Linked DNA regions of Mus musculus: regions 2, 3, 4 and 5 are each linked to region 1. Evidence: chromatin loops called from intact Hi-C (ENCODE). Cell type or tissue: heart. All regions are shown on one strand.

Region 1 (5,000 bases):
TAGGGCACAGGAAGGGGCAATGGTCTAGAATGGCTTGGTTAACAGATGTGGGAAGAGTGGGAGGGGCTAGGCAAAGGTGGGCAGGGTCATCCCTTCTGAAGCTCCATAATGGTCAGGCGGGCAGAGGCCAGGTCTCTGCAGGAAGTGGCCTACCCCAGCCCAGAGGTCACGTCATACCCACAGCCCGACGCACACGACCAGCAAGAGGTAGAACGTCATCACCAGTGTGTCTGTGGTGCTGTGGAGACTTAAGCCCAGGGTGCTCTGGTTCCAGGTGACGCCATGGTGGCTCTCCGCGGGGTCCATGGCAGCGTTTCCGACACAGGGAAGCACTCGCAGCCCGAACCCTAAACAACGGTTTTGTACCCGGTTCCTGCTCTGGTTCGCAAGGCATCCTGGGAAAAGCCACTGTGCGGCCGAGAGGCTCTGCCACCAAATTCTTCCCAGGTGCTAAAGACTACTTCCCACTGGTGGCGCACGCCTTTGATCCCAGCACTTGGGAGGCAGAGGCAAGCAGGCGGATTTCTGAGTTCGAGTCCAGCCTGGTCCACAGAGTAAGTTCCAGGACAGCCAGGGATACACAGAGAAGCCCTCGAAACAACAACGTCAACAACAAACCTGGGGCTGTGAGGCTGGTGAGATGGCTTAGCGGTTAAGAGCACTGACTGTTCTTCCGGAGGTCATGAGTTCAATAGGGAATGGAGGGAAAGAGAGAGACGGAGACATACCGGGTGTGCGGGAGGAGGTCAGGGGAGGGAAGGAGAGGGAGAGAGGGAGCCTTGCCTGGTCAGTCCCTATGCAGTCTCTCCATCATTAGCCACAAAGGATCATCCTTGGCTAAATTTTGGCGCAGGTGGGACTAATGTGGGACAACTGAAGAAGGGTCGTTAATGACGTCTTTATGAGCTATAGCGGATCATGGAGCAGATTTTGAAACCAGTAACATCTCTTCCGTCTTCATTTTCGGTTTATATTTGATCTTAGTGGATGTTCGCATTATTTTTAATTAAAATGTGATATCAAACTGGTATCTACCTCAATTCCATTTTTCTTTTGTTTTGTTTGTTTGTTTGTTGTTTTTGGCACTTAAACTGTGTGCCAAGGCGCTTCCTTTGCTTATCTCACCACAGCCACAGCTCTGGATGGCAGAGCTAACCTCAGGAGCCGTGCCATTTTATGCAAGTAAATTTTGTTTTGTTTTGTTTTGTTTTGTTTTGTTTTGTTTGAGACAGGGTTTCTCTGTGTAGCCCTGGCTGTCCTGGAACTCACTCTGTAGACCACACAGGACTCGAACTCAGTGATCTGCCTGCCTCTGCCTCCCAAGTGCTGGGATTAAAGGCATGCACCACCAACTCCCGGCTTACAATTCAACTTCTTAAATGATTTATTTTCTCTGTATGGGCTGGGCAGGGAAGAGCTTTCTCTTCTGCAGTCTCAACCCTGGATCTTGTTTCTTTTCTGGGATGGCAATCTTCTTTCTCCCTCTCCCGTGTTCCTTGTCCGGGAATTCTAGAAGTCCTGCCTCTGTCTCCCTGCCCAGCCTTTTGCCTCCGGCAACTGTATTTACCAATCAAAGCCAAGTAGGAGCAGGAGCCCTCAGCGTCTTATGTGTCGAGGTATGAATCCCCCTGTAATTTTGGGAGTCCAATTAACATAATACAAGCAACAAACCAATGAACAAAGACCAATGAAGGAATGCCCGAGTAACAGGAACACCCTTCTTGTATGTCCTTTTACACGGACTGCGAACCAAAGTTGTGACTTAGCTTTCAGACTAGTCCCTTCCTCAAAAGATCCAGATGTGAGGTGGGTCTTCCCCACTCAGATGATTCAATCAGGAATAATCCCTCATGGCTTGGGGTTTAGTTGATTCCAGATGTGGTCAAGCTGACAAGCAAGATTAGGCATCACGTGACGTACAAATGTATATAATACATACAATAACGGGCTATTTGTTAAGTAGAGGGTGGTAGATGTCAGCTGGGGACTGCAGTAGCAGTGCTGCTAGCTGACTGCAATAAATGGCAAAGATTTCTACCTGGATGGGAATAATCAGAATCGCTAGGACTGACTCTAAGTATGAGATGTGCTTCTCGACCATAGTGCTCCTCCCATACATGAAATGACTTGTCTCTTGAATTTTGGGTGAACATAGTCGTTTCTGTTGCAATATTTATGTGTGTGTGTGTGGGGGGGGTTATTGCTGTATGTACATCTGCACACCAGAAGACGGCACCAGACAGTTTCAAGCTGCCACGTGGGTGCTGGGAACTGAACTCAAGACCTTGGGAAGAGCAGTCAGTGCTCTTAACCCCCAATAAGTCTTTTCCATTTCTCCCTGTGCATGTACACACACACACACACACACACACACACACACACACACTCCGTCTTTCTCTTTCTCTTCCCCTCTGTCTCCTTCCCCCTGGTGACTTCTCAGGCCTCATTTGGTCCTTGGGACCAGTGAATCCACCTGAGAGCTGATTACCATTAAACCTGCCTTTGTATATTTTAATTTGGCTTAACTGGCTCATTTCACCATTGGAGAATAAGTAGCTTATCAAAAACATTTTCAAAAATCTCAGAAGCTGGGCAGTGGTGGCGCATGCCTTTAATCCCAGCACTTGGGAGGCAGAGGCAGGTGGATTTCTACCGAAGTGAGTTCCAGGACAGCCAGGACTACACAGAGAAACGCTGTCTCGAAAAAGAAAAAAAGAAAGAACATCTCAGGATTACCCTTGTAGTAGACCACACTGGAAGCAAAAAATCGTTGGTTGTAATTTTAAATTACAAATTAACTATTAAATTGGGAATTTTTAGTGCTGAGGGATTAATAGGATTGGGGTTGGATTTGATCGAAGTATGTGATATGCATTAGAGCCGCCAGGGGGAGATATTGCTCCAAAAGATAACTCCTAACCTCAGGAGTGAAATCACTCTGGACTAACGGAGGGAGACCTGTGGTACCTCTCCAAGTATTCAATCTTCCCTAGAAAGAATAGGCAAATTTAAAGAGAAAAACACCCTTGAGATGGGGGAGTTCAGTCCCTGTTTCTCTTCCCACATTCTAAGACACGGTCTGAAATTGCTTAGATCTCCCACATGGTGTCGCTGTCTACCCATAAATAAGCAAAAAAAAAAGTCACGCTTGCTTTTTTTTTTTTTTTTTTTTAAAGTTATTTATTTGGGTTTTGAGATAGGATCTCGTGGTTTAGCTTTGACTGTCGTGAAACTTGTTATATACACCAGTATAATCTCGAACTCACAAAGATCTGCCCATTGCCTCAGAGGCCAGTTGGCAATCCTGATTCAGGCTCCCAAGTGCTTAGGGTTCTCCGTGTCCTGCAAACGCTCTGAGTGGTCAGAGCATTTGACCATTTTTTAGTAACCCTGACTGAGAACGTGTAGCAGTGCCACACTTAATGAGTTTCGAGATGGTGAGTTGCTGGAGAGTAAGGGAGGGGTGAGACGACCACGGAGTTCTTTATCTGCCCCCCACCCCCACCCCACCCCACCACTCTGTTAAATGTTTCCAGACTGAAAATCCAAAGATCTGGAATCCCAAACCGCCCACCTCTCTCGGGAACTCATACCCCCCACCAAAGCCTAGCACAGGCAAACGCTAGGCTCAATCACGGTTTCTAAGCTGGATGAGAGGCCGCAGATCCGCGCACCGAGCTCCCCGCAGATCGTGCGCCAATTGGGGCACCCTCGCGGTGGTCCAACTGAGCCATAGGTAGATCTGGTGGTGGAGCGGGAAGGACCAGTGGAGAGGACGCAGGGGGGCATCTGGGCAGGGACAGGACCACCAGCTGGCCGGCGGGGCGGAGCCACATCCGACTCCCCCAGGGCCTGGAGCCCTGCTCCCCAGGTGTCCCCCACCCCCAGCACCACCCCAGCAAACTACCCTGCCCTTCCCCACCCGTGGGCACTTCCGGAACCACTCTAGGCCTCAGGAGGTCTCATCATCTCTGTGCTCCTGCTGCTGAGCCTGGCCGCTGGTGGCCTGGTGTCCCTAAAGCATGTTCTAGCACAGCGGAGCGGAGCCCGCGCTGGACGGAGCGCACAGGAAAATACTGAGGTTGGGAAAGGCGAGTCTAGAGCCTCCAATTACAGCTGAACCTTCCTTGAGGCTAGGCTCGAGATCCTTTATTCAAAGGTAATCCTGGCCAGACATGTCCCCCTCCCCCACCGCTCATATAGGACCACAATGAGGTGAAGGTGGATGAAAGCAAGAAGGGCGAGAAGAGTGTAAGCTAGACCCTTCTGGGACTCCGTAACCCCCAAACGCGGCATCTGGATGCTCATCTCCAGAAATGAGGTACTTCTTCAGAGCCCTGGCGAAGCAGCTGGATACGTCTGTTTTTATGCACGTTTTTTATGTGTGTCTCTTTGCTTTTTATATCCTGGGGGTTGAGCCCAGGGCCACTGTTTATACTTTTCAAATCCTCTTATCGCTGATCTGTGACACCCTCACCCCCACCCCTGCCAGCCCAGGAATTTTGTTTTGGTTTGAGACAAGGGCTTGCTATGTATCTATCCTTGGCTGGCTGGAACTCCCTCTGCAGACCAGCCTGTCCTTGAATTCACAGAGATCCACCTGCCTCTGTCTCTGTGAGTATTGGGATGAAAGGCTTGTGACACCACACTGGCTCAGGAATGTTTTAGAAAGCTCCAGTCCCACTCGGTTCTGCTTCTAACAGCAAAGTTTGCCCTCCAGTCAATTGTGGCACCCCTTGGCCCGTGACTGCTCAGGTGTGGTAACCCATCTGTGGGAAAGCTTCCCTCAGGGAATCAGTAGAACACACTGTTTCTGAGCAGGGAAGGATGCTGCATAATCTCTTACCTGCTTTCAATATCCTCATTTCTGCCCCTCACGGCCCTTCTGAGAACACCTGCCTCTAACCATCAAGATCTTTGGGAACCTGCCCGGAGACTTCAGAAAAGAGGCAGGGCTGCCCCTCCCCTCCCCATCAGCATGAACTCCATGGGGACCAGCC
Region 2 (5,000 bases), 370 kb after region 1:
CACTTGCTGAGTCCAGAAGAACTCAGGGCTATTTCTGTGCTGGTGAGCCTCCTCCTCTGGGAGCCTGGCTTGGGTCCTATCTTTCCATGATCTCAGGATGTTCCAGTGGGAGGCAGCTGGAGCAGTGAGGACCCACCAATGTGCTCTCGTGATCAGAATTAATACATGTGCAGGGCAGAAGAGCTCTTGGTTTCAGGCCTTCCCATCATTCCTCACTCTCTTTCCACTGAGCATGCCCCCCGCCCCCATCTTCGTACCCCCCGGCTTGGCAATGCCAAAAAAAAAAAAAAAAAAAAAAAAAAGAGGCCCAGAGAGGGAATGCCCGCACTGGCCACCCATCCTGTTAAGTGTCACACCCAGAGTCCCTGCTAAGCCTGGACAAGGGAGGCTGTTTCCTGTAAGCCTGTTCCCACATCTTCCTAGAGGAAGAGGGGAGTGTCTGTGGGAGTCTTCCCCATCCCAGTTGTCCCCAACACTACAATGTCATGTCATTGCTCAACCAGGAACCAAAGCACATTCTTGAATGTAGGCCAGTCCACTCACGGGCCACTGTCCCCTAAGGCCAAAGCAGTATGGGGGGAACAAGCAGACACAAGGGTAGGTTATCTTCCCCTCCTGGTCCCTGGCTGGGACATCCTGGTCAGGCGCAGACCAGAGTTCAGAGGCAGTTCTACGGATTCTCAAGGCTTGCTATCATACTGGACTTGGCTGGGAAGGCCAGGTCTGGTGGCTCCAAAGGCCCTTATCCAGGAAGTAACATGGAAAGGCACTAGAAAGGGGATGGTCACTCAAGTCCCCAAGTCTCCAAAGAAGCTCTGGGCTATACGCAGTGGGTCTGGGAGAGCGCGGTACACTTCAAGCACCCTGGGTCCATGGAAATCTCCGGCCAGTCCAGTGGGGCATGAAACACTGATATACCATATCTTAATATATTGGCCTAGGGAATCCTGCCTTCTCCCCTTCAAATATGGATTGAGGAATGGCTGGCACCCCCCCCTTCAGCCCAGCTTCTGTGTTCCCCAAGGAGCCCCAGAGATAGAGAGCTTTAGAGCTCAGACATGGAGCACACCTACAGGAAAACCCTGCTTTCCCATGGGCAGGTTGGAAACACCAGGACTTCTAGCCTCCTGGGACCCTCCTCCAGCCACTGGGTCCCTTCCCTCAGGGACCCCCAACTTGTGCTCACTTTAAGGGGCAATATTTAGCTCCTAGGCTGTGACTACCCCGGTGGCTCACTTCTACATTGTCTCCAAGTGTCTCTTTACCTCGTGGTCACAGCTGTGAGTTCTATAGACCTTGACACAGCATGAGGGGCTGCCCTTAAAGAGTGTGTTGGCTAGTTTTATATCAACTTGACACAAACTAGAGTCATCAGAGAGGGAGCCTCAACTGAGAAAATACCTCCATAAGATCTAGCTGTGGGCAAGCCTGCAGGACAGTTTTTAAATTAGTGATGGATGGAGGAGGGTTTAGCCTATTGTGGGTGGCGCCATCCCTGGGCTGAAGGTCCTGGGTTCTATAAGAAAGAAGGCTGAACAAGCCATGAGGAGCAAGTCGCACTCTTCCATGGCCCCTGTATTGGCTCCTGTCTCCAGGTTCCTGGCCCGTCTGAGTGCCTGTCCTTACCTTTCATGGTCAACTGTGATGTGGAAATGTAAGCCAAATAAACCCTTTCCTCTCCAAGCTGCTTTGGTCATGGTCTTTCATTGCAGCAATAGAAACCCTGACTAACACAAGGAGGGATGTATCTAATGGTGCTCTTCTGGGCTCATCCATTGTGAGCTGTGTTCCCCTTGTGGATCTGTGGGTTTTCTATAGCTGGCGGACCTGCTGGGACTGTCTGTTTGTTTGAGAACTGGGCCTCTTGCAAGACAAGCTTGGCTTTCACTCTGGGTTTGTGCTTGGAAAGTGACCTCAAGTATGGCCTTAGCCAAATTGCCTTGTTTTTGTCTCTAGTCTACTCTCCTTCAGTTTTACCCCCTAAGTGCGGGCCAATGAGAGCCCACATCTGTCCTAGAAGCATTCTCCACCCACAGCTACAGTGTCATTGCTTTGTTCCAGTTAATGGCAAGGTCGGGGCGCCCTCTAGTGGCTGATATTGCAAGTGTCACTGCTTAGGACAATTTAGGTGTTCTGTTTACCCCATCCCCCTAACTCTCAGGCACGGTGGGATTCCCCCCACTTAAAGGTTGGTGTTAGCTTCATGACTTAACATCACGGTAAGTCTTAGGATCCTGCCTTGTCATTTTCCAAGTGAGATGACTCCATTTCATACACAAGACACTAAAGTCCATGATATGGAAAGTTCAGCCCGCAAAGGCTTCCCGCAGCTTGGCGGTGGCCTCCATTTATTGCGCTCCCTCTGTCCCACCCAGAGGCGGCATGTTCTCCAACGTCCCACTCTTGCTCCTGTTCCCATTCTCGTCCCTTGGCTGCGGGTCAATCTTGCCTCTTCCGGGCACTCAGTAGCCAGCAGGTTCCCCGCCTTTTCTGGAGTCTGAGGCAGCTGCCCAACCACCTGATGCTCGAACGACAGCCTGAACTACAGCGATGAAGGTGGGCGTGACTTCTGTATGGTGGTGCCGAATCTTCAGGCCTGCAGTCACCACCTGGGGTGTGTGTGTGTGTGTGTGTGAGAGAGAGAGAGAGAGAGAGAGAGAGAGAGAGAGAAAGGACAGGGCACGTCTCAGCAGGGCCACAGATTTGTCGTAACTCAGAAGATGCCAGCCTCTAGGATGCTCTCTCATCCCACACCATGATTCTGTCTCCTCAGCTCCCAGCCTACCTGATCAATGTCTTTCTCTACCGTTGTGGTATTAGGTAAAAGCTGGTTGTGCAGCCGGGGCTCCTCCACAGCTCTCTTCACATCGTATCCGAACCACAGGCTGTTGATGATGGCCTGGCGGGAAAGGATACCAATATGTCAGTATAGCCCAGGAGCAAGGGCAGAGAGAGACAGGAGCAGGAAAGGGCAGGCAAAAGGCACATACCAGTGCAACAGATGTGGTGATCTGGGTACCCCCTGAGGCTCCGACCACCATGCGAACCTGGCCGTCCTTATCCAGGATGATTGAGGGACACATGGATGAAAGAGGCTGCTTACCTATGATCCATAGGAGGAGACAGGGGGCTGGTCTGCTGCCTGCCTAGGGTACCAGCCCCCTCCCAACTCATGCCCTGCATCCCAGGATTCCCACCCTGCACCTGGCTTGATGAAGTTGGCTGGTGAGGGGGCTACCCTGAACTGGTTGATGAAGTTGGGCGAGCTGAAGTCATCCATCTCATCATTAAACAGGATGCCACTGACCCGAGACAGGACCTTGGAGCCAAAGCTGAAGATAGGCCAGCTCAGATAATGATATACAACCCAGCCATTCCCCACCTGGTCCCCACCCAGCCCAGGCCAAGAGCACTTACTAGGAGCCCCACCCACCCACCCACCCCCAGGTCCCTGCTCTGCCCAGCAGCTGCACAGCCCCTACTAGAGGTTGATGGTACTAGTGGCAGCCACAGCACTGCCATCCTCTGAAACCGCAGACAGGTGAGCGGTGCCTCCATCATCCTGAAGGTAGAATTCAGGCTCATAGTAGGCGGCTGGGTGGGTGGTTTCATCAGTGATGCGGGCTCGGAGCTGGGTGGCGTAGAACTCAGAGCTCATGTTGCGGATCACCTGCCGAGACCCCAGAGCTGGCCTGAGGAGGTTAGGAGGGAGGAGGCGGGAAGGGGATGCAACAGGGCTGTCCCAGCTGGTCTTAGGAAGCCCCAGCCGCGGATCTTACCTCTATGCTAAACCAGGACCTCCCCAGGACTAGGGACAGTACCTTCTAAATCCCGTCCGACACCCTCTTTAACCTCCAGCCTGTGACTGTCTGTCCCTCAAGCCACTAGACCCTTGCCATGTTCTTACATGATCTGTGTGATTGTTTATGGAACTTGTGGTCAGAGCTGAAGAATCAGCAGGGAAGATTCGAGTCTTGAACAGTGTAACATGGAGAGAACACTAGTAGGCAGGGAGAGTATTGGAAATGGGAGGCCAGACGACAGGAATAGAGAGGCAGGAAGCATTCTAGTGGAGAGCCCTGAATGAAACCTGAGGGGTAAGGCTGGTGAGATGGCTCAGCGGTTAAGAGCACTGACTGCTCTTCTGGAGGTCCTGAGTTCCAATCCCAGCAACTACATAGTGGCTTATAACCACCCGTAATGAGATCTGACGCCCTCTTCTGGTGTGTCTGAAGACAGCTACAGTGCACTTACATATAATAAATAAGTCTTTAGGGAAAATAAACCCTCTGATAATGGAGAATGAACAGGATGAAGGAAGAGGCTTGACTTCGGCTTTTTGCTACAAGCCACACAGGCTTGGGGTAGAGGAGTAAGCAGGATGAGAAAGATTTTCATAGGTTCCATCTGGGGGGGTCCCAGAGAAGACTGTGGACAACCACCACATGACAGATGAAGATGTCACTGTGGGTGGGAGAAAAATATAGTGGCCTTGAGGTCTTTGGCCTGGAGTTGTCGTTACCTGGGAAAATAAACACTAAAGAAGGAGCAGATGGAGGGGCAGCTAGGGACTTGCTTGCTTTGGGACACACAGCCACGACACACTAAAAAACTCAGCTTGGGTGCGTGGGCTCATGAACACAGGTTCCTGTGTGAAGTTCACAGGCAAGACAAAGATGCAAACATGGTATGGGCATAGGACGGCTGCTGAGAGCTATGGGTGGGAGAGGATGGGGAGGTAGAGGAAAAGGGGGCACAGCCAGAAAGAAAGGGACCCCGGGACCTGTCAGGTTAGGCTAAAGGCCAAGCAGACGACTCACCTGCAGGAGACTTTCCCTGTCTTCCTAGCCATGCAGTGGTTGATAAATCCCTCCCCTGTTCAGAATCTATCTGGAAAGCTGTAGCAGTCTTTCCAGGTTTCCAGACTCTAGGAGTGAAACACTAAGTCCTAGCCCACAGTCAGTTCAAGTCACCCTGCAGCTCTTTCTAGCTCCACCCAC
Region 3 (5,000 bases), 54 kb after region 1:
TTTTTTAGTGAGCATCTTTTCATTGATTATTGGCCGTGTGTGTGCGTGTCTGTCAGTCTGTCTTTGGAAATGGCCTGTTCAGGTCATTCACCCTGCTCCAGTTTATTGGTGGAGGGGTGTCCATGTATGGAAGTCAGAGAACAACCTATAGGAGTCAGTTCTTTCCTTCCACCATGTAGGTACCGTGGATTGAACTTAGGACTTCACTCAAGTCCTTCTTACTGGCCTGTATTTTTAACTGGTTTATCTTTTTATTGTTGATTTGTAAGAGTTGTTCCTATATTCTGGATAACATTCTTTAGGAGGTAGGGTCTGTAAATATATTCGCCATCCTCTGGGTCGCCTTTTCACTTAAAAAAAAAAAAAGATTTATTTATTATTTTATGTATGTGAGAACACTATGGTTGTCTTCAGACGCACCAGAAGAAGGCATCGGCTCCCATTACAGATGGCTGTGAGCCACCATGTGGTTCCTGGGAATCCTCTGGAAGAACAGTCAGTGCTCTTAACTGCTGATCCGTCTCTCCAGCCTGCCTTTCCACTTTTTTGATAGTGTTCTTTGCAGCACAAAAGTTGATAGTTTGCTGAAGTTCTAAGTCCAGATGACAGTTTCATGTCATGTATGTATATATGAAATATGTATGTGCAAATACATGTGTGTATGTCACATTTAAGAAAGCATTGCCTAAAGCAGAGACATTGTATCAGCAGCTTGCCCGTAAGATCACCATTTCCCAGTCAGTGATGTAGAACTTGCCTCTAAGAGCCATGGCAGCTGAGACTCGAAAAAATAAGGTGACAGTTGACTGGCCTTTTTAATTCATTCTCTTCTTTATAGTAACAGTGATTGCTTTTCAGTTTGCCTGTCTGTCACAGGTCATGAAAATAAAATCCCACATCAAAGTCTGGCATGGTGACGTACATCTTTAACCCCAGTGTTTGGGGGCAGGGGGTTGGAGGTCTACCTGATCTATATACCAAGTGCCAGACAGCCAGAGCTACACAGAGAAGAGACCCAGTCTTAAAAATCAAAAACCCCTACATCACAAATAAACTCAAATATACTCCATTAGCATCCATCTTTCCTCTCATCGTCAACAGCCCTTCTAACAGCCCCAGGAGAATGTCCAGGTTCTCCTGGCCTCAGAATTCATGAATAGAACTCCAGTGGCCCACAGACTTTGGGACTCAGGGCAGTGTCTCTGCTTGCATGTCCCCACAAACCTGAGGCAGCTAGTGTTGGCTCTGATTCCATCCTTCCATGGTCAGCCCCAGCAGTTCTATTTTTGAACAAACCCACTGGTGTGAAATCTTCCCAGAGTCAAGGGGAGGTAAACAAAGGGGCCTCTGGGACTGTTTGCCAGCTCTTGTTTAAGTTCACAGGAAAACATGTTTTGCTTCTTACTGCCTAGGCTTGGCGCCTTTGACTCCTTCCCTCCTGAGGGAGGTGACCTGGAGATGAGGGATAAGTCTGGCTGGTCTGTGTCTGGATTTCTAAATCAAGCTGCTGAGAAGGGGCTGGCCCCAGGGACTGACCACAAGGGTAGGGGCTGACTGATCCCTGGCTGCTGAGTCACTAGAAGTTTGAGCTTCCAGATCTGTGGAGCCTGTGGGTGTGGATGTTGTAAGCTGAGCTTCAGTACTAAGTCAGACCTGTGTCTGCCAAGGAGCCGGGGCTGTCCTGATCTGTGGAACCAGCTTCACCCATACTCTGGCCTTGATCCAGGCTCAAGGTCCTTGAAACCTTTATGTCGAGAATTGGCCCTAGCCAGCCTTTCTGAGTTGAGCGAGGGTAGGCTCTTGGCTGCCAGCTTTGGCCTGTACTGGTTTGGTACAGTAATTCGGAATGGTGACTTTGTCATCAAACCAGGTATAGGGCTTTGCTTTTGTGAAATCCACCATTCCTAAAGCCTGAAGGAGCCTGTCTGGCTCTGAAGAAACTGCAATGGATGGATGTTAGCTGCTTTAATGTTAACCTCCTGACAGTTAACCGCTCCCATACTTTAGACAAAACCCTCAGCAGCCCAGTCGACTGTATCCCATTTCATCTGCCAAGCGATGAGGTGCTGCAGGGTAGCAGGGTGCTTTAGGATGGCCATCTCCTGAGGGACTGGACCTCAGGAGGCAGGGAGGCTGTGGGGGAGGGTCAAGGCTCTGGAAGGCCATGAGACAGTGGGAGAGAAAAGACCGAGTTAGAGCCTTGCTGTGAGACTTCCTGCCAGGCTCAGCTTTGCTGGAACACATTGGCTACCTCCTTAGCTTCTTCTTCCCGACTGGAAACCAAGGTCCAGAGCGGCACGGCCACACCTACCCCCAGTACTTGTTCCCTCCTAGCCTTTGTCCCACTTCATTCACATTGTGTCCATTTGGCTAGAGGCTTGAAGAGATGAGGTAGAGTCAGGTGGTCTCTGAAGGGCTATAATTCTGGAGGCAGCATTTCTAGGCTTAGTTCTCTGCCAACCAGCTGTCTCAAAGCAAAAGGCCGGCTTCTCCAGGGCTTAGTGTGGACCATGAATGAGCCAAGGGATAAATATGTAGAACACTTGAGAGCAGGCCAGCCCAGAGGCTCTCTTTGAGGAGGTTGAGGCCTCTGGGGAAGAGACTTTTTGCAACCCCATTTTCATCCCTGTGTTTATGGTGTTTTCAGTGGGTCTTGGTGGGTACCGGCTGTAGATAGAATAGGGTAAATAGGCCTGGTCTATCTGTTACCCGTGTCCGTGACACTATTCTGTCCAAAGAAACTACCTCCATAGCTAGAAGCTCCTTCATTCTTATCAAGAATTGGCTTTAAAGGAAGGCTCTCTAGGCCATAGGTGAGAGCACTGTTCCGTGCAGATGGTGCAGGTCCTGAGATCATGCTTGAGGCAGTGACAGAAGCCATCCGCACGGCTGCTAAGAGCATCAGGGACAAGGAAGTGGGCCTTCCTATCATGTCCTGGCCATCTGCTAAGGGTTAGCAGGGTGAAAAGGAGTGGTTTCTGGGGGACTTCCTAGCAGCTGTTCTGTTAAGTAGCCCTTGTTCTTCTCCCTGTCTCCCTACAGTGAGAACCCACTTCCCACAGTGGAGATTGCCATCCGAAATACCGGAGATGCTGACCAGTGGTGCCCCCTGCTGGAGACACTGACTGATGCCGAGATGGAGAAAAAGATCCGGGATCAAGATAGGAACACAAGGTATATACACAGTACAGGCACCTATCTTTCCTGGCAGAGGCAGGAGTATCTTCTTCCCAGGAACCTAGTTTCAAGAGGCAGTTTCAGTGGAGATGAGGCCCCAGGGTACATTTTCTCAAAGAGAACAAAGACAAGTCCTCAGGCCATGTCTGCCTTTTCTCCTAGCAGGTTTCAGGGTTTCTAGAAAGATAAGTAGTGTCCATGCAACCAACTGGCAGGGTCAAGAAAGGCTGGAGACTATTCCTGCTAGATTGGCCCCACACCTAGCTCCTCTAGGAAAAAAACATAGCCAAGAGGAAGACAAGACACCCCGAGCTATGACCAGCCCCAACTGACAACCTGTTCCCCTACTTCAGGCGAATGAGGCGTCTTGCCAACACTGCCCCAGCCTGGTGATGAAGACATCCATGCTCGACCTCTACGGAGCATCTCAGACTGCCTTTCCTTCCTCTGTGGAAAGAGAAAGGCAAAGGGACAGCTGGTGCCATCCTGAGGACTGGGGTAGGAGCCTCCTAGGTGCCTCCCTTCAGCACACATTCCATTTGCTAAACCCCAACACTGTCCCCCAGAGTCTAGAGTCGGAAGCAGCCTCATTTTGGGTTGTGTTTTGTTTTTGTATAGGAGCCCAGGCAGGGCTGGTAACACTTTTTAAATAAAAAGTACCATGTTCAATTTCTGTGCAGTAGCATAAAACTGAGAGCCAGGAGTCCAGCCTGAGCTAGAACCGGTGTGGATGGAAGGGTATGTGGCCAGGTGGCTGTGTCAGTCCTTGCCCTTCTGCCCTCTGGTTCTGAGTCTGCATAGCCAGGCCACAGGGCCCCTAGAGCAGAGCCCAGTCACTGTTCTTTCTTGTGCCTTCCAGCTTCCCAGGGGCTCTCTGTGCTCAGCAAGTCCTTGTAGAGGTTGACAGTGTGTCAGCTCCTCTGCTGGCCTTAGTCCTGATGCATCCAGACAGGCTGCTGCCACCTGGAGGGACTGTGCTGCTCTAGAATGAATCCCTTCTAGAGGACTTAGTCATGTGTGGGCAGCACCTGGACAAGACATAATGAATATGCAAGCAGAAGTCTGTGCCAAAGTTCTAGCAGCCCCCAAAGCGTTAACTGAGTCTATCTCAACTGTGGCTGGGCCAACTTCTCCTTCCCCAGGCTGTTGTGGGGAATGGAAATAGCATGCCTGCCATGTGCCATCCTTTTGAGTTAGCAGTGTGTAGAGAGGTAGAGAGGAGGTAGAGCCTCTGTGCTTAGGGTGAGCTCATTCCTTTGTCCGTGGTTTGTGGTGTAGAATAGACATGGGTCTGCATCTGCTTGGCAATTTGGGCATGCAGGCTGTGACTGAAGACAGTGACGCTGGCACCCCAGCTCCACTCTGCTACCCTTACTCAGTGGGTCCACTAGGGAGTACTCTCCTCCACCCCATCTACCCCTCAGAATCTACCAGTCTTAAAACCCTCCCTCCTCTCCACAGCAGTGGCCCACCAGGTTTCACTAACATATTGAGTCAGACTCAGTAGAAAACATTTTTGATGCCATAGAAATAACAGGCCAGATTTGGGGAAATCCCGTACTGAGTGAACCCCGTGGGGCACATGTAGAGCAACAAAGAAAGCTAGGTAGGAAGGCCTGCACAGGCCTTCCGCTACAAGGCAAATGGAAGGAATGTCCCAGATCTACCTCCACTGTACACGGCTGCTGCTTAAATAGAGCTCAAGGCCCTGGGCTCACTAGCATGGCAGAGGGTCAGGCTTGTCCTCTGCACCTGAGACCATGGGACCTGTGTGTCACCAGCTGGAGAAGGTGAAGACTTGCTTGCTTTAAATGAAGACAGGC
Region 4 (5,000 bases), 210 kb after region 1:
TTGAGTCTTTAAGTTTAGCATGTCCTGCCATCAGTGTTGTAATCCAAACCCCTTGTCCCTCAGTAGGCACCATACTCAGATCATTGCCACTGTGGTGTAGAGCTCCTCTCCTGGCCCTTCATAGCAGGTCTGATGCTGGGGACAGCATCTCTGCTTCGTAGGGGATGATGTAATGAAATAGAACATCAGGGGTCTCTGCTGAGGTGAGGAGCAGGAAGATATTCGTTCTCTGCACCTGCTCTGGCTTGGGCTTCTCCATTTTAGCACATATTGGATTCAGCATTTTGTTGGTTATAATGATGTCGTCACAGCCGTGTGAACGATTCTGCCAAGTCTACCCAGGTGCTGACTGTGTGTGGGGGCCCTTCCTTTCCCTGCAGGTGGAAGTGCCTTGGGGAGAGCTTGCTTGCCATGTACAGTCACCTCACCACCTGTGAGCCCCCGAGGCCCAGCCTTGGGAAGAGGATTGACCTGTCTGACTACCAGGATCCCAGCCAGCTGCTAGCATCCTCTGTAGTGGTTACACCTGTCAGTGTGGTCCAGCCAAGTCCTATTTGCACCAATCCAACTGTTGCCGTGGCTGAGCCTGTGCTCTCCTACACCTCTGTGACCGCAGCTAGCTTCCCACTGCACAGTCCCAGCCTGCTGGACACAGGCACTCCTATGGGTGAGCAGACTTTGTGGCCTCACATTCATGAGAGCCCGTGTGGTAAGCCCAGCAGGAGCAAGAGCAGGAGGCCTTGACATCTCTGGGGAAATTCATCCTGCTGGAGCTCTAGCTTCCAGGTGGCTCAGTTGGTAAAAACACTTGATTTAATAGCATAAGGACTGGAGTTCAAATCCCCAGCACCTATATAAAAAGCTGAGTGCAGTGACAGAGGCCTAGAGTCTTGGTGCTGGGGAGGTGGAAAGAGGGGGATCCTGGGAACTCACTGGTCCAATGAGAAACTGTCTCAAGAAATGAGGTGGCGAGTGGCCTGAGTAGAAACCAGAGCTTCATAGAAAACTGTAGCCTGGCCCCAGGGCATAGACCTGCCTCTTTCCCTAGCCAGTCATGGTGGCACACACCGTTAATCCAGCACTCGGGGATCATAGGCAGTCAGATCTCGGTGAGTTCTAAGCCAGCCTGGTCTATAGAGCGAGTTTCAGTATAGCTAAGGTTACACACAGAGAAACCCTGTCTCAAAAGAAAAAAAGTGTCTCTTCCCCTCGTTATGTCTTTGCTGTTGGTCCTCCTGTCTTGCTAGGTATATGCATTTCTAGGTCTTGGATCTTAGAAAACATTAAAGTCATTGCCATGTGTGGTAGTGCATTTTAATTACTAATGGAATTGTAAAAAGTTTGTACCATAAATTCCCATGCAGTTTTCTGATTTTTCTTCCACAAAAGAACACTGGCAGTTAGAGAGTGACTGTAGCACGGTCGGTTAGTTTTCTCAGATGCATGACTGAGACTAAGCTCCCTTTGTTCTCTATATAATTCATGGGTCTCTTGCTCTAATCCTATCACTGGGTATTTGGTGGGTAGTGCCACTCACTCTGCCCACCCCAGGAGTATGGACTGCAGGGCCCAAAGACTCTGAGTGTCCTGAGCTCTGGCCTGAGGTCTTTTCAGCTCCAGAAGGGTAGGACCATTAAGGGACTCAGGACTGCGTGCTGTTGAGAAGAAAGATGTCGGTGGTGGTGGGTTGTAAAAGAGGAGTCCAGTGGGCCCTTTCCTGCCATTGTGCAATGGTTTAATTATCATTCTTTGTGAAGGTGATGTTTCTGGAGGAGATAAGTCTAAGAAAGGGGTAAAGCGTAAGAAGACTGTAGAGGAAAGTGGAGAGACAGCAAAGCGGAGGTCTGCCCGGGTCCGAAACACCAAGTGCAAAAAAGAAGAGAAAGTGGATTTCCAGGGACTGCTAGTAAAGTTCCTGCCGTCCAGGTACTGGACACTTTGTGGTTTCTCTGATGTAACTGCAAACTGCTCTTCTTTCTCTCAGCAGCGCTTTTCAGCCTATTCCCACCCTCCCCACCGGTGCCTCCCTTGTTCCCCTTGATGCTTGCTTGAATAGAGTGTGTGGATGTCACTGAACTGAGTGCTTGGATTTTTCTCACCTCCTGAATACAGGAGCTGACTGGTTTATCCATTGGGGACTGGCTGCTTCCTGATTCTCACAAGATGAATGAGTCAGGAACGTGTAGTCATGAGACTCACTTTTTCTTGGGGTGCTTCAGGGCCGCAGCAAATGCTTATGGAAACCCCTGGAAGGAAGCCACCTGTTTCTCAGTGTATGTGTGCCTGCCTGGCTTTATATTGCTATTAGTTCCATTGCATTCTGAGAAGATGGAGCGTGCTCCTTCATTGTATTGGTTCTTCATGTTCCTCAAAGAATTCCAGGAGAGAAGGTGCCAGCTCTCTGAAACAGGAGGGCCTGGGCCCCTACTTCTGTCCTGGGTTTTTACTGCTCCTGCTCTGGCCCTGCTGTTCTTCAGGAGCCCCAGGGGCTCTCTCCTGAGCCTGTTTAGGATTTATTGTGCCAGTGGGCATGCTTCTTGGTGCCCCACTTTTGCTTTCCCGGGAGAGTGCGCTCTGATCCATCATTCTCCTCCCCAGCATCTGGGGGCATACTTTTGGCTTGCCAGGACTTTCTCTCATATCTCCGGTGTCTTCGTCTTTCTCCCTCCACTGTTACTTGAGTAGGGTTTCATCAGTACTCTGCCCAGATATCTCAAGTCTTTGGTTGTCATTTTGACCAGTGACAGTTTATATCAGTATTGTTTCTGACAGTGCAAGAGGAATCTAGAGGCTTTAGCAGACTTATGCATCCATTTTATATCAATACACTTAACTGCTCTTTGTTCCCTTCCTACCATCTCTCCCATGAGGGTGCAATTCTTAGAACTAGGGCTGTGTTTAGTGCACAGCTAAGACAGAGCCAAGGCAGAGATGTGGCGCCATCTGCTGGTTTCTCCTGAGATGCATTACAGGAAACAGCTGCTCTTTGGAAGAGTGAAGGAGTGTCTTGGAGTGGGTGAAATCTGTCTTCCTCTTCGCCCCACTGTCATACCCTGGCTCTTGTTTCTTGCCTTGTGTATGTGGAGCTGTGTCTACTGTATTTGGGTCAGTTTCTGTGAGGTTCGAGTATTCATTACTTTGGGTATTCCTATAACAGTATAGCAGCTTGCTTGCTGGAGTGTACATGCAGTTAATGTGGGGTTTATAGGTGCCCTGAGTGTTATGCTGTAGAGGTGCTACAAGGGTGGCCAAAACATGGTCCTTAGAAGAGTCTGTAGGGTGGTGCTGCAATGTGAGGAGCTCAGATGGGTGTGCCGTGTCCCCACGCTGGCAGCCCCGAGGCCCCTCAGCACCTCTGCCTTTGTACCTGGTCTTGAGCTTCTGCTTCTGCTTAGCCCTTCCTTGTTGTCAGCCCCGAGAGTATTCCCTCTGACTCTGCTCTCCAACGCAGAGTCCCCGTGGCTCTGTCTGAAGCAACTGCTTGGTGCTGGTCCTGATGTGGGCCGTTTGTGTTTTCCCTGCTCATGATCCACCTCTCCACCGAGGAGATGAACTCCCTGTATTTATGGTTGTGTGCCTGGCGCATGGCTTTGCTCAGCAGCCATCTGTTGGTGGCATAAATGAACAAGTGTGGGAACGATCAGTCACGGAAATCTGGAGAGACGCAGCGGCTCCTGGGGCCTGGGTGTGGATGCTCTCACCATCTGTTTCAGTCAATGCTATCTTGGCTTGATTTAGTTGCTCTACTAGGAGGCGTTGGGATGCTCTGTCACAGGGAGCGGGATGGCTGTCGTGATTTTAGCATGTTTCATGTAGGTTAAGAAAACTGGACCCTGAGGAGGAAGATGATCCATTTAATAACTATGAAGTTCAGGCAGAAGCCAAACTGGAGAGCTTCTCCAATGTGGGACCTCATCGCCTGTCCTTCGACTCAGCCACATTCATGGAATCTGGTAGGAGTGGGCAGTGTGCTCTGTCACTGCTGGGCAGTCTTCCTTCCATCAGCCTGGGACCTGCCTGGCTTCTGCTCTGCAGAGTGGTTCTAGGGTTTCATAAGAGTTGGAAAAAGGGCTGGAGAGATGGCTCAGTGGTTAAGAGCTCTGACTGCTCTACCAGAGGTCCTGAGTTCGATTCCCAGCAACCACATGGTGGCTTACAACCATCTGTAATGGGATCTGATGCCCTCTTCTGGTGTGTCTGAAGACAGCTACAGTGTACTCACATACATAACATAAATAAATAAATCTTTTTTTAAAATTGGTGGAGGAGCTGCCTGTGGTCAGCTGAGGGATCCAGGTGCATACTTGCTGTGCTCCTGAGGCTGTAGACTTAACACTGGATTGAGAGGCTTGCCTTTGAAAGTTTAATGTGTGTTATCACGTCTATTCTGTGTGTACCATGTCCCACACACTGTTTTGTGTGTATGATCTCATTCACTGCACATGCAGCACTGGCCAGCCCTTTTGGTGTTCATCTTAGACATGTGAACTTTGAGAGGCTTGTTTACCACTGACAAGGGTTGGAGCCAGCATTGAACCCTGGTAGCCTGGCATCAATACTTCAGTGTGACCTTAGCTTCATGTAGATTGAGTGGGGGAAGCAGAACACAAACTGTCCTCTTCCAAAGAGAAGAGAAACTGAACCCAGGAGGGCCTGTTGATTTTGGTGAGGTGGTTTTCCTTGTGTGGACAGAGAAGCAGGATGTGCATGCGTTCCTGATGGAGAACCTGACCAACGGGGGCCTCCTGGAGCTTATGATGCGTTATCTGAAGAGCATGGGCCACAAGTTCCTGCTCAAGTGGCCCCCAGGGCTGGCGGATGTCGTCCTTAGCGTTTACCACAGCTGGAGGAGGCATAGCACCAGCCTGCCCAACCCATTGCTGAGGGACTGCAGCAACAAGCACATCAAGGTGAGTGCCTCTTAAGGCTAGTGTCTGGGTCAGGGAGCCAGTGACTGGGAGCTTTCACAGGTCCAGGGCTGATCCAAGTCTAGAACTTGG
Region 5 (5,000 bases), 69 kb after region 1:
TACCCCTACTCCCCCACCAGTCCTGCCCCTTTTTTGAGACAAGGTTTCTCTGTGTAATTTTGACTGTTCTGGAACTCGCTCTGTAGACCAGGCTGGTCTCAAATTCAGAGATCCACCAGCCTCTGCCTTCTCAGTGCTGAGATTTAAAGTATGTGCCACCACCACCTGGCCACACATAGAACAGCTTCTTGTTAGAAAATATTCAGGGAAATCTGAAATCTATGTTCACAAAACATGGTCATTTTTGTATTTGACTTAGAGTAATCTCTCACTCCCTTTGGGGTGAAAGCTAGGCTTTGACAGCTTTGGTGCTCAATCTGGGGTCCTAAGAACATCATTTTCATTAGAGGAGTCGCCCAAATCAGGGCCATGTGCCAGTACAGGCCTTTGTGCCCAAATGACCGTTTTGCTTCCTCAGGTTGGCAAACTTTCTGGAGCCTGGACATCACTTTGGTCTGACCAGTAGCCACTGGTCTGTGGGGATGGCTAATGAGCTGGTTAGGCGTTCCCGCACTGAGAACACTAGTTTGGCCAGAGCGGTCTCAGAGCATTTCTGTCTGTACAGGTGAACAGGAGCATTCGTCTTTTAGTTTACAAATGTATGACATACATGATCATCACAACACATTAACCTGAAGGTCCTTGGCCGTAGGACTAAGGATGCGTCATGGGCAGCCTACTCTAATTGAGACTTAAAAGCATGGACGACCCCAGGCATGGTAGCACAGGCCTGGAATCCCAGCACAGGCACACGAAGCATGCATATGCCACGGGGCCTATGTGGAGGGGAGAAGGTAACTTTCTACAGTCAGTTCTAGCCTTCTGTCAGATTCCAGTGATCGAACCCAGGTCGTTAGGCTTGTGTGGCAACCCACTGAGCAGTCTTGACAGCCTACGCAATCAATCACTCACTCAGAAATCCTCCTGTCTCTGCCTCCTAAGTGCTGGGATTAAAGGCATGCGTCTCCATGCCTGGCGCAGGCGGATTTCTGAGTTCAAGGCCAGCCTGGTCTACAGAGTGAGTTCCAGGACAGCCAGGGCTACACAGAGAAACCCTGTCTTGAAAAAACAAACAACAACAATAAATGTGGCTGAATACCTCAAAACATAGGACCTAACCAGAGCAATCAGTCATATAGATTCTAATTATAGGGTAACTTAACTTGATGACTCAGATTCCTGATGATGTGCCTGCTAACTAGCAGCCGGCTTGGAAGACTCCAAGGAGCCCTGTGGCAAAGTCAGACCTGGACCTGCCTTTGAGCAATTTCCCCATCAGTTCCTATTAGACAACCCAAACACTTTGGCTTGACTCTTCTTATCCAAATTATACAAAGCAGTCAGTTTCCAGAGAGTGTGGCACTGATGGTTATTATTTTGTTTTGTTTTTTTTTAAGGTTTATTATTTATTTTATGTATGTGAATACACTTGTCATGGTCTTCAGACACACCAGAAGAGGGCATCAGATCCTATTACAGATGGTTGTGAGCCACCATGTGGTTTCTGGGAATTGAACTCAGGACTTCTGGAAGAGCAGTCAGTGCTCTTAACCACTGAGCCATCTCTCCAGCCCTTGTTTGTTTGTTTGTTTGTTTGTTTGTTTTTTAGTTGGCCAAAATCCAGGGCCCAAAGAAGCTTGGAAGGAGTTTTAAGTGCTGCACTAGGAATTTTAAGACACTTAAACCCAGCACTCAGGAGGCAGCAGGCGGATTTCTGAGTTTGGTTCGAGGCCAGCCTGGTCTACAAAGTGAGTTCCAGGACAGCCAGGGCTATACAGAGAAACCCTGTCTCAAAAAAAAAAAAAAAAAAAAAAAAAAAGACACGATAAATTTCCAAAAAAAATCAAAAACATACCTTTTTAAAAATTAATCTGACCCTGTCTTGAAAAAAAAAATTAATCTGAGTACTGGAGGTAATTCAGAAGTTAAAGGTGCTTGTTGCCAATTCTGATGGCCTGACACACACACACACACACACACACACACACACACACACACACACACCACAAAGTCTGACTTCTGCAGAATATGTAGTGTGTCGCCTCCTGGCGACAAAAGTGTATGCGCCGCGTGGGAAATCTCCAGAGTTAAATCAGGACGGGGTGGAGCAGAGCTGAGGAGAGCAGGTTCCTGGCAGAATCCGTGGCCAATCCTGGCTGAGCTCCTGCAGCCGCGCGGGGGTGGGCTCCTAGTCTAAGTCCCTGGAGGAGATACCGAAGAGTAGAGTGGCAGAGGGACCGGTGAGAGGAAGGACTGGAACCTATTTGGCTAATGGGTTACCTTTAATACGAGCTGCCCTCTACTGTTCCCGCTGTGTGCCCGCTCTGGGCCTCAATTAGTCTGTTTGATTAAAGAGCCCAGAAAAAAATAGTGGAAGGCAAGAAAGAGAGCAAATTCTGACCTCAGTAAACGGGCCTGCGTTTATTAGCACAGCAGCGAGGGGCCCCAACTTTCTACCCCAGAATGGAAGTTGTACTAAGGGGAAGGAGCTAGCTGATCAGGACCCTTAGAGGAATTGGCCCTGGGCTTAGGTGTCGGGGAAATAGAGGGTACTGCAGATCAAGACAGGTTTGAGGAATTTGTAATCTCTTATTTATTAATTAAAAAAATTAATTGCTTGCTCAGACAAAGCAGACTGTTTTGAGAACTAACTCAATAAACAATTCTCGCTGAGATAAAGATATGGCTGACCAGGTGGTCTCAGCACAGTGATTTCTGGATTTCTACAGCTGGGGGAGTCTATCCTCTCATTCACCATCTGCAGACTAGGTAATCCTAGCTGGTAGGAGGGGCCAGGAGCTGTCGGTGGGCTTTGTACCTCCATTCTCAGCCTTCTCCCTGGGTAAAAACATTACGTGAGTATCCAATGAGTATCCAATCCTGGAAGCCGAGGCTTAGGAGTGTGCGGGGTGGGGGTGGGGGTGGGGGTGGGGGTGGGAGGGGTGGGTTGACTTCAACTGTAAACAAAGCTTGCCGGGTTGCCAGGCTGGCTTTGCCATTTGGGTAAGACCAGCTCTGATCTAACCGGTTGCAGGCAGCGTAGGGTTGACCTCAAGGTTTTCTGGATACAGAAGGCCGAGCCACCCACTCGTGGGTCGTTGAGGACTAAAAACCGAAGAACCGACGCCGGTGCCAAGGGGCTATCGAGACAGCTATGATGACAACGTCCCTACCCTGTCGGTTAATGTTTGCCGAGGCCGAACCTTGCACTTGCTAGCGAAAGGTTGAGGGAAGAGGGCTTGCACACATCAGACCCGTGACACTGTGGGGCTATTTCAGGGCACCCGAGAAATATCTTTGAGGAGGGGAGAACTAAAGAAACCAGTTATCCCTATAGCAGTGATGGGAACAAGGGCATATGCATCTGCCCCACCCAAGGGTTTCTTTCCCTTCATATGCAAAGGATCTTCAAATAATGTAAGAATGAATGTCTGCAAGCTGCTGACCTGGGAGCTCCGTTCCCTTCCTTCTCCCCACCCCCTCTTGGTTTTGTTTTTTGTTTTTCTCTGTTCTTGTGACCCAAGTGTCTGTGTAGCCTAGGCCGACCTTGAGCTGCTGCCTCCAGCTCTCCACTGTTCGCCTTAAAGGTGTGTGCCACCACCAGGCCTGGCTTCCTTCCAACTTTAATGCCCCTATGTTGATGATTTTACCCACTGCACATACTCTCTCTGTGTTCCAGTGGAGGGTTATTCTATTATATACCAAAGTTTATTTCTTCTCTGTTTGCTTGATGATTGACAGCTGAGTTGTTTCCAGCTTTCCTAGGCTACAAACAATGCTGCCTTTGTGAAGAGTTCTTGCACATAGGGGTAACAGTTTCTCCAAGGCAAACCAAAGATCTGCTGGGGGTTGCTGGTTCAGAGCTATTTACAACCTGAATTTGCCAACACCCAAACTTCTCTCCTGGGCTGCTATACCAACTTATGTTTCCCTGGTCAGCAAAGCAGCAGCGACTTTAGCTCATCACCGCTGTTGGCACAAAACCACAGTTCTCATCTCAGACGGGGTCAGGGATAGCCTGTTCTGCAGGCACATATGAGTAATGTGGGCTGGGAACGCAGACAGATTCAGGTCTGAACAAATACCATGTTCTGCTGTGGACATGGTTCCAGGAGACTTTATTAGTTGCAGAACAGAAAATAATAAATCAAACTACTTACTGTGATGTGGGTTACAGGTCAGGGGTTATAGCAAAGTAGGGAAAATTCTACTATAGGCTCCAGATATTAGCTGATAATCGTCTGAGGTTTTAGACTGTTGAAAGCTAGTGGTTTGCCAAGAATACATTTTAAGATGTTAGGTCAGACAGGGGGTAAACAATGAAGGCTTTCAGACAGACTGAAAGAGCCCAAGATAATTTACCTCTGATTTGCAAGGTTTTAACCCTACATTCTCCAAGTTCAGTCACTTGGCCTTGTAGAATCTTTAGCCCAAGTGCACCCACCCCCTTTTCTTCTGGGACTTGGCACTGTCAGAATGAATCTGTTCATTGGATGAGACTGAAACTGGGGGTTTAATCGAGGCTTAGCTGTTGTGAATTTAACTTGCAGTTCCTGATGGCCAAAGCATGTAAGTCTCTCTCTCTCTCTCTCTCTCTCTCTCTCTCTCTCTCTCTCTCTCTCTCTTCTTAGTTTTGTTCAAGACAGGGTTTCTCAGTGTAGCCCTGGCTGTCCTGGAACTCACTATGTAGACCAGGCTGGCTTCGAACTCAGAAATCTGCCTGCCTCTGCCTCCCAAGTGCTGGGATTAAAGACGTGCGCCACCACTGCCTGGCAGCATGTAAGTCTCTTTTGTGTGGACTTAATGTAATTGTGCATTGATTTTGATGTATGGAGGGCCCAGAGATGCAGTGTCACGCCCCCACTCCATGCCACGCCCCCACGCTCCATGCCACGCCACCTCCGGCTATAACTGATTCAGCATTACAGAAAGACCCAGATGGAGGATAAACTCAGTCACCCTTACAGCCTGGAATCAAGATGATGTGTGTGAGGCAACAT

What was found. Hi-C counts contacts between places; a loop is a spot of excess contacts. Peaks named below come from ENCODE experiments on the same cell type or tissue, not always from the same donor. Only the 100,000 strongest peaks of a DNase experiment are listed, where the experiment ranks them.
Region 2: it touches region 1 in a loop (4-fold over the local background); 25 of 42 quality-filtered maps call a loop at or near these places.
Region 3: a loop joins it to region 1, with 5 times the contacts of the local background. A loop is called at or near these places in 33 of 42 quality-filtered maps.
Region 4: it touches region 1 in a loop (7-fold over the local background); 34 of 42 quality-filtered maps call a loop at or near these places.
Region 5: a loop joins it to region 1, with 6 times the contacts of the local background. A loop is called at or near these places in 33 of 42 quality-filtered maps.

What each region holds. Positions count from the first base shown.
Region 1 is chr10:75,949,878-75,954,877 of GRCm38, reverse strand. It overlaps Gm5134 (predicted gene 5134), which reads right to left and starts at 364. Exons shown (of 14, transcript NM_198635.3): 1 at 178-364. The coding sequence starts at 306. It overlaps Gm40698 (a long non-coding RNA gene), which reads left to right and starts at 319. Exons shown (of 2, transcript XR_871837.3): 1 at 319-635; 2 at 854-1,028. In heart, a CTCF peak has its summit at 2,948; a DNase peak (open chromatin) is centred at 3,859; H3K4me3 peaks cover 2,330 bases; H3K27ac peaks cover 1,667 bases; H3K27me3 peaks cover 1,763 bases.
Region 2 is chr10:75,583,490-75,588,489 of GRCm38, reverse strand. Ggt1 (gamma-glutamyltransferase 1) reads right to left here. Exons shown (of 15, transcript NM_001379537.1): 11 at 3,483-3,670; 12 at 3,205-3,332; 13 at 2,991-3,103; 14 at 2,786-2,899; 15 at 2,297-2,609. The coding sequence ends at 2,463. Among named protein-coding and RNA genes, the nearest start is that of Ggt5, 3.4 kb to the left of the region's middle. In heart, a CTCF peak has its summit at 2,094 (motif pointing left); DNase peaks (open chromatin) are centred at 519 and 2,059; H3K4me3 peaks cover 270 bases; H3K27me3 peaks cover 2,605 bases.
Region 3 is chr10:75,895,619-75,900,618 of GRCm38, reverse strand. Derl3 (Der1-like domain family, member 3) reads right to left here. Exons shown (of 7, transcript NM_024440.2): 7 at 4,678-5,000. It overlaps Smarcb1 (SWI/SNF related, matrix associated, actin dependent regulator of chromatin, subfamily b, member 1), which reads left to right. Exons shown (of 9, transcript NM_011418.2): 8 at 3,043-3,174; 9 at 3,531-3,850. The coding sequence ends at 3,570. Among named protein-coding and RNA genes, the nearest start is that of Derl3, 4.7 kb to the right of the region's middle. In heart, a CTCF peak has its summit at 3,114 (motif pointing left); DNase peaks (open chromatin) are centred at 1,538, 2,238, 2,338 and 3,008; H3K27ac peaks cover 506 bases.
Region 4 is chr10:75,742,155-75,747,154 of GRCm38, reverse strand. It overlaps Cabin1 (calcineurin binding protein 1), which reads left to right. Exons shown (of 37, transcript NM_172549.3): 9 at 381-667; 10 at 1,758-1,926; 11 at 3,817-3,953; 12 at 4,693-4,910. Among named protein-coding and RNA genes, the nearest start is that of Cabin1, 20 kb to the left of the region's middle. In heart, a CTCF peak has its summit at 2,950 (motif pointing left); a DNase peak (open chromatin) is centred at 2,944.
Region 5 is chr10:75,880,441-75,885,440 of GRCm38, reverse strand. No RefSeq gene overlaps it. Among named protein-coding and RNA genes, the nearest start is that of Derl3, 10 kb to the left of the region's middle. In heart, a CTCF peak has its summit at 2,086; a DNase peak (open chromatin) is centred at 2,090; H3K4me3 peaks cover 1,210 bases; H3K27ac peaks cover 833 bases.